Regions from separate parts of the Homo sapiens genome. Here regions 1 and 2 are each linked to region 3. Evidence: chromatin loops called from intact Hi-C (ENCODE). Cell type or tissue: GM12878. All regions are shown on one strand. Region 1 has its middle 450 kb from the start of FKBP1C. Region 2 has its middle 110 kb from the start of FKBP1C. Region 3 has its middle 240 kb from the start of FKBP1C.

Evidence for each region. A loop is a pair of places that touch in the nucleus more often than their neighbours do. Peaks named below come from ENCODE experiments on the same cell type or tissue, not always from the same donor. Only the 100,000 strongest peaks of a DNase experiment are listed, where the experiment ranks them.
Region 1: a loop joins it to region 3, with 2.0 times the contacts of the local background. A loop is called at or near these places in 1 of 110 quality-filtered maps.
Region 2: a loop joins it to region 3, with 2.4 times the contacts of the local background. A loop is called at or near these places in 1 of 110 quality-filtered maps.

What each region holds. Positions count from the first base shown.
Region 1 is chr6:62,763,923-62,766,422 of GRCh38, forward strand. No RefSeq gene overlaps it. Among named protein-coding and RNA genes, the nearest start is that of FKBP1C, 450 kb to the right of the region's middle. In GM12878, no CTCF peak of the experiment used is centred here; no DNase peak of the experiment used is centred here.
Region 2 is chr6:63,095,670-63,098,169 of GRCh38, forward strand. No RefSeq gene overlaps it. Among named protein-coding and RNA genes, the nearest start is that of FKBP1C, 110 kb to the right of the region's middle. In GM12878, no CTCF peak of the experiment used is centred here; a DNase peak (open chromatin) is centred at 1,012.
Region 3 is chr6:62,973,338-62,975,837 of GRCh38, forward strand. No RefSeq gene overlaps it. Among named protein-coding and RNA genes, the nearest start is that of FKBP1C, 240 kb to the right of the region's middle. In GM12878, no CTCF peak of the experiment used is centred here; a DNase peak (open chromatin) is centred at 1,340.

The sequences.
Region 1 (2,500 bases), 210 kb before region 3:
AAGACTGTCTATGAACTGAATCAATAATACAACATTCAGAATATATTTCTGAATATACTTCTGTTCTCCTTTCTTTCTTTAGCAGTTTTGAAATGAAACAACAAAATAACATTTTTAAATCAGAAATCAATGTTTGATTCTGCAGATCACAAGTGAGTAATGTCTTATTTATTATAAATTAATAAAGATTTCTCTAAAATGCTCTATTATTATAGCAATTCTAATGATGTTAATTTAAGGTATTTTCTTTCCCTGCCTAAGGTAATTTTTAAAATAACAACCAATTCTTTGATGCAGTTGTAAATTACCAGAAGGAAATCCCCTCTGGATTTAAAATGATGAGAGGATCTGTCTTCATTTATTCATGGAACTGCAGAGTGTTTACTTTTCTTCTTCTTCCTTTTCTTTCTTTTTTTTTCTCTTTTATTTCAAATCACCTTTCCAGTTTTTTTTGGTAACTCTGCTGACATTATGACAAAATTAATTTTATAATGAAATCAGCACAGAAGGCATATTACCAAAATATGAATTCCCCCTTCCTCAAATGTAACTATAAAACTGATTAACTCTACGTACAGCATACAGTAAAGTGAAAACCTATAATTGCCATATTTAAATGTAAATATGTATTTTGAATATTTTAGAAAAATATGAATGTCTCTAGGAGTTGCTTTAAATATTATGTGATTTTCAGTGTCAATGAAAAGAGTCAAACTCTGTATAGTATTTTAAGAGATTTATTCTGAGCCAAATATGAGTGACCATGGCCTGTGACACAGCCCTCAGGAGGTCCCGAGAACATGTGCCCAAGGAGGTAGGAGTACAGCTTGGTTTTATATATTTTAGGGAGACATGAGACATCAATCAAATACATTTAAGAAATACATTGTTTGGTTCAGAAAGGCAAGACAACTCAAAGTGGGCCGGGCGGGGAAGGGGGTGCGTAGTGGGGGTGGGGGACTCCCAGGCTATAAGTAAATTTAAACATTTTCTGGTTGACAATGGGTTGAGTTTGTCTAAAGACCTGGGATCTATAGAAAGAAATGTTCAGGTTAAGATAAAAGATAGTGGAGACCAAGGTTCCTTTAAAGTCTTATAGTGGCTACCCTTAGAAACAATAGATGGCAAATGTTTCCTCTTCAGATAGTTAAAAGGTGCTAGATGTTTAGTTAATCTCTTCAAGATTGGGAGGGCCTGGAAGAAAAAAATCTAGCTATGTTAATAGAGTCTTTACAGATGCAGATTTTTCCCCCACAAAGGATGGCTTTGCAGGGCCATTTCAAGATATAGAAACATGTTTGGGGGTTAAATATTTTGATTTCTTTCCTCGTCTCATAATGTTATGCCAGAGTCAGATTGGAAAGTAAGTCACGATATATAGGGTCAAGTAAAGCCCATCAGATGAGAATTTATGGTTTGTAGGGCATGGCTCCCCAGACTCCTTAAATAGGAATTTGGGCAAGATAAAAAAATCAGAGCTTTGTCCTCATTAATAAAGGATAAAGGACAAAACTGGCAAGGATAATACTATCCTACCCCAGTAGGTAAAGTGTTAGAGGACAATCAGGTGGTTTGATAGTATGTAGATGGATTTAACTCAGTGGTCTTATCAGCTAGTTTAAAAGTATAATAACACTAGAAAAATCAGACAGAGTGGAAGAGAGATTGAGGACCACAGTGAATTGTCTAGTTGAAAGATGTATCCTGGCTTTAAGAAATAAGATATGAAATCTCTGTACTGTGAAACCCACTTGTTTCCATACATGTGAATATATCCTGATAAAAATAGTGCTAATCCATTACTTTACATTTTGAACATTAAAGACATTGTCAACTGATAAATCCAAAGCAGTATCTCCTTAGTAATAATAAAGCATGAGGTTAGAACTGAAATAACAAATTCTCACACTACTAACCTCTCCTTTGGTCACCAAAAGAAAATCTGAAAAGCTAATATTTAGAAAATAAGAATACTATTAAAAGAAAATTTTCATTAGATGAGTAAATCATGATTGTCATATATTAGGTTAGTGCAAAAGAAATTGAGGTTTTTCCCATTAAGAGTAATGGCAAAAAATTTTGAACTTTTTAAAAGTAGTGGCAAAACCGCAATTATGTTTGCACCAACCTAATACATGTGATAAATGAACTTCTGTTAAAAAATTTGTATTTAACTTAATAGTAAGTGAACTAGTAAGATGTTACAATCAAGTCAAAGCAGAATCCAAAGAACAGATACATTATAAATCAAGAATATTAAAACTGAAGGAAGAGAAAGACCCTCTCATACTGTTTTATATTGTTTTATACTCAGTATCTGTTTTAAGGAAAAAACAACAAGGAAGTAAAACCAAAGACAGGCAGCCCAGCGCCAGGGCCGAAACAAGACCTGGGGCTGCCTGGCCTAAACCCAGTAGTTAAAAATCAACTCATGACTTAGAAACTGATGTTATTCATAGATTCCATACATTGTATAGAAGAATATTGTGAAACTCCCTGC
Region 2 (2,500 bases), 120 kb after region 3:
CAGAAGCAATGAAGACCACAATCAGTTATTTCACGCTGGAACATAAAATTTTATAGGTTCTTTTACTCTCCAGTCATCCTATGTGTGTACAAAATTAACAGAGGAATATACTTAAAGTTTTATGCTTTTCTAAGTTATTTTTTATAACTTAATCTTTACAAGTAAAAAACAAATACCCAAGAGAATAATTATTTGAATGTAAAATAATCAAAATATATTCTAGTCTTTCTCTTCCCTCTAAATGTTCTTCTTTCTCTTCCCCTTATGTAACCATAACTCACCTCCACTTTTCCCTTGCTCTTTTGCCTTTTTTTCTATTTGTGTCCTCTTTTAGACTCTGAGCACAAGAATTGATATAAGTTGTCTGTCTATGTGGATTCTTCCATAGACAGTACATGAGATGGGACTCCATCAATAAAGGCTCAGTAACACAACACCCCACTCTCAGTAGCTTTAAACAAAAATGTATTTCTCATTCTCACTCCTTATCCATCTTGAGATAGCTGTGGCTCTGCACCATGTCCTCCTCATCCTGGGAACGAGGCTAAGACAGTCAACCATTGCCTGAAGTCAACACACCAGGAAGAAAGGCAGAAGCAAGTCACACACCAGCTCTTAAAACCTTCTTCCAGAATTGACCCATATGGGCCAGGCATGGTGGATCACACTTGTAATCTCAGCACTTTGGGAGGCCAAGGTGGGAGAATCACTTGAGGCCAGGAGTTTAAGACCAGCCTGGGCAACATATCAAGACTGTCTCTATAAAAAATAAAAACAAAAATAAATTAGATGGGCATGGTGATGCATGCCTGTAGTCCCAGCTACTCAGGAGGCTGAGGCAGAAAGATTGCTTAAGTCCAGGAGTTCTTGGTTTCAGTGGGCTATGATTACACCATTATACTCCAGTCTTACAAAAGAGCAAGACCCTGTTTCTTTCTAAAAAGAGAAAAGAAAGAGAGAGAGAGAAAGAGAAGTGACCCATATAACTTCTTATGCTTCATTGACCAAAGCAAGTCACAAGGCCACAATTAATTTCAAAGAGCTGGAGACTGCCATTCCACTGATCTCAGAAACCAGAAAGGCAAATATTTTTTAGACAGCATTACTGACTACTACAAAGAACAAACCAAAAAGTTAGAGCATGTGATCCATTACAGCTGATCATACGTATCAGTACATACATACATATCAGTAACAAAAAGTTTGATCCTTCCTAGTACTATTGACCAAATATTTTAGGGTAATATTCATTTTTTTATTTAAAGTTAATTTTTTCTATAATATTCCCTTCTTTTATATTATTTCATATTACATAATTTAGGTTTATGAGATGAGAAATTTATAGTTCCTTCAGATATCTAAAAGAAATTTATTTTTTACTCTTCATGGAAAAAGAGTTCAGTACCAAATTATGTTTGCATGTTGGTCAGTTTGTTCGTATGGTGGGTTCATTGGTAGGTCGATTATATTTGACTTAGGTATTACCCAAAGCTTAGGAAACTATAAAATAATAGGAGGTGTGATGAGAGAGATTCCCCTGAGGCACCATAAATGTTTATCTAAAAAGAAAGCTAAATTCAGCCCAAAGCAGGGTTTAGAACTTTTATTTTATTACATGGCCATTTGGATTAAAATAATAAAAACTACCTAACCTGTTCGTTATGATTCATACTGTATTATAATTTTTCAGTAAGTGATAAAGTTCTTGTGGTCAGAGTTGAAAACCACTGAAATATATTTTACATGCAGGTGGTTTCCTTCAATAGTCAGAATTTGAGCATGCTCATCTTTGTTTTCCTTCTGAGATGAAAAGAGAGTTTGACTCTACACATAAAGGAAATAGTTTTCTAACTGACAAATTATTAATTATTGGTTTATATTGTCTCTGTTGGAGCATCCTAAACTGGAGAAATACAATTTAAGTGCTACCTTTTATTTATTTCTACTTTTACCTCACTTTTACAACTTTCTCTATGCCTGTAAGAACACTCTTCCCCAAAGATCTCAAAATAAGTACTTGAATAAAACTACAATCTAAGCATAGCTATAAAGAATGCATTTAATTTCAAGTGCTGCTATAAAGAATTTTACAAATGGCATGACAGGGTCCTTTTACTGTCCTCAATTTCATTGCATAGCTTTCCTAACAGCCCTCCTGAGAGCAAAGCTAGTCTACTCTCAATCCTTTTTATCAATTCACTCAGTTACAAAAGAAGAACTTTATCCTGACATTATGGGTATTGTTCTACTTATTTGCAGTGTCCCCATTGTTACTTTCTCTGAAATATAGTGCTGAACACAGATGCAGTTTCTGAAGAACCTGCAAGTATTGTCAGCATTAATGATGTAAGTTCAAATTTTGTCCAAGTAAGCTAAAAGAAAACAACCCATTAGCTAAAATCAAATGTGTTCTTCAATCAGCACCAGTCCTCAGACAAGTTAGAAAGTGGTATTGCTTCCCTTCTTCTGAAAATTTTCTTAATGAAAGGCCCTTAGCAGG
Region 3 (2,500 bases):
AAGTTAGGTGGAAAACAGGCAGTTTCATCAGAACAGGGACACAATGGGTGTTCTGATGCCACACCTAACCAAAAAATTCTTCACCTTGGCTTTGGTTTTTTCCTGTGCACCTGTGAATTTTCATCCAGTAACATCAATATTTGGTGAGACTTTTAGGTATAATATGTAACATTTATTTGTTATGTTTATTATTTGTATTTTATATGCATCAGTATTATGCATAATTTTATGTAAGAATCCTAGCAAGAGATTAGGTCTTCCATAAAGCAAGTACTGCAAGGAATCCTGAGAAAAAATATTCTGGGGCATGTGACACTCAGACTAATGGCCTAAAACTCATGTCACCGAAGCCCAAGGTTTATCAGAGCTTCTCTGGCATCAAAAGGACCTCCTATCCTGCTTCACCAATAGCAAATGCCTTTTTATTATTTTACATTTTGGAGTTACATGAGTTCTGCTTTTTAAAATATTTGATCATTACAAAATGTATCCATGCATTGAAACATCACATCATATCCTATAAATATTTACAATTATTAAATTGCCAATTAAATTAAAACAAAACTTTAAAAAATAAAAATAAAATCAAACATAAAAATATTTGTAAACAATGACTCCAGAGACCATATGGTACCAAATAAACTATAATTCTTTCAAAAAGTTACAAACTCTTTTGAAATATTACCTTTTCAAATATACTGCCTGCTTATTACTAAGGTGTTAATATCAGAGAATATACAGAACACAATATTTTAGTTTTGATACTGCAAGAATCAGAGGAAAGAAATACAAATTTTTGTGATAAAAAAGAGAAAAAAAAGAAGAAAAAAAGAAATTACAATAAAGTTAGAAAAACAAGTCAGAAATCCTCTCCAAGAAAGAAATGTTTAAACATGTGAACACATTTGTTCAAAATGCAAAACATGTACATCAAAAGTTGTTCTCTTACATTTCAATAAAATAGGAGAATTACAAGGGCTTCCTATTGTCTTAAAGGTAATTTTTCATTATGGGAGAATAACTGTCAGCAGTATTCTTATGATGAATTTCAATGTATATATAAACAATAAGTTCATCTAATATGCATTACCTTGCAGATCATTCATACAGAGTTAACTGACTTTAAGCTTTTAATAATGTCATCTGGCAAACTCAGTCCAAGTTATCATTTAGTGGCATAATATAGCTATATTTTCAAGAACTTTATTTTGAAGGTGAAATAAAGCACCAAGCACAGGAAATGCTTATTTGCCAAGAACAGACATAAGTCATTTTATGTCCACCACAAGCACACCTTACTATATTACTCACAAGTTTCACATTCAGCCAAAGTCAAGCCGTTCATTCCCACATCACCTTTGGAAACTTTGTAGCAAGGCTTGGTATAAATTTACCTTTAAATTATGAACAGGTAATTTATCATTCCTCTTAGGAAAAAGAAAATGGTTTTTGGAGGTTTGATTATATGCTTTGACACATTTTTACCCTTTACTGAGACCTCAGCAAGCACAGTACCATTCGTGAAGAAATATATGTTCTTGTAATTTGTGTAGCACAGCCCTCATCACCAGGCCTTAAATTATCTTACCTAACATCCATTTCCAGTTACTAAAAAGGAAGCATAAAAATTGAAGACAATTTATAGTACAAAGAATAAAAAAGAAAAGAAGAAGGAGACAGATGGAGAGAAAGAAGGAAAAGAAGGAGTCAGAAAATAGAACCTAAACTGATCAATGAGGTGATTAAAATTGCCTAGGTATTGTGGGCTTAATTATGCCCCCCTCCCAAATTCAAATGTTGACATCCCAACTCTCAGAACCTCAGAATATAACTTCATTTGGAGATAAGATCTTTAAAGAGGCAATGAAGTTAAAATGCAGTTATTAGGGTGGACCCTAACCCAATATGACCATGTTCTTGTAAGAAGGAGATTAGGGCACAGACACGTGGAGAAAAGACCATGTGAAACAGGGAGAAGACAGGCATCTTTGTGGCAAGAAAGGCCTCAGGAGAAACCAAACCTGCAGACACCTTGATCTCAGACTTCTAGACTCCAGAATTGTGAGAAAATAAATTTGTTGTGTTTAAACCACGCCCAGTCTGTGGCACTGTTACGGCAGGTCTTACCAAACTAATAGACTGGGCAATGGAAAGAAAATTGAGTAAAAATTTAATGTGTGTTTAATTATGAGAAAGCTTATTAAATGAAGAGTTTTTATTAAATTTATTGGCAATACATAATTAGATGAAATGGGAAGAGCAAATAATTGAGCTTTCCAGTTATTTGCTAAGTCAGTTGTTTGCGAAGTATAATAAATTAGACTAATATACTCATCAGAATTTTTCACTAATAAAAGGGTTGATATCAACCTCATAGACAAAAAATAAAGTTACTTCCATTCAAAATTAATCATATATCAAGTGGTATCACTTAACAAATGTCTGGATAAATTTTTTACACATGATATTGAAAATCACCTCTTAAAATATGAAAGCCTAA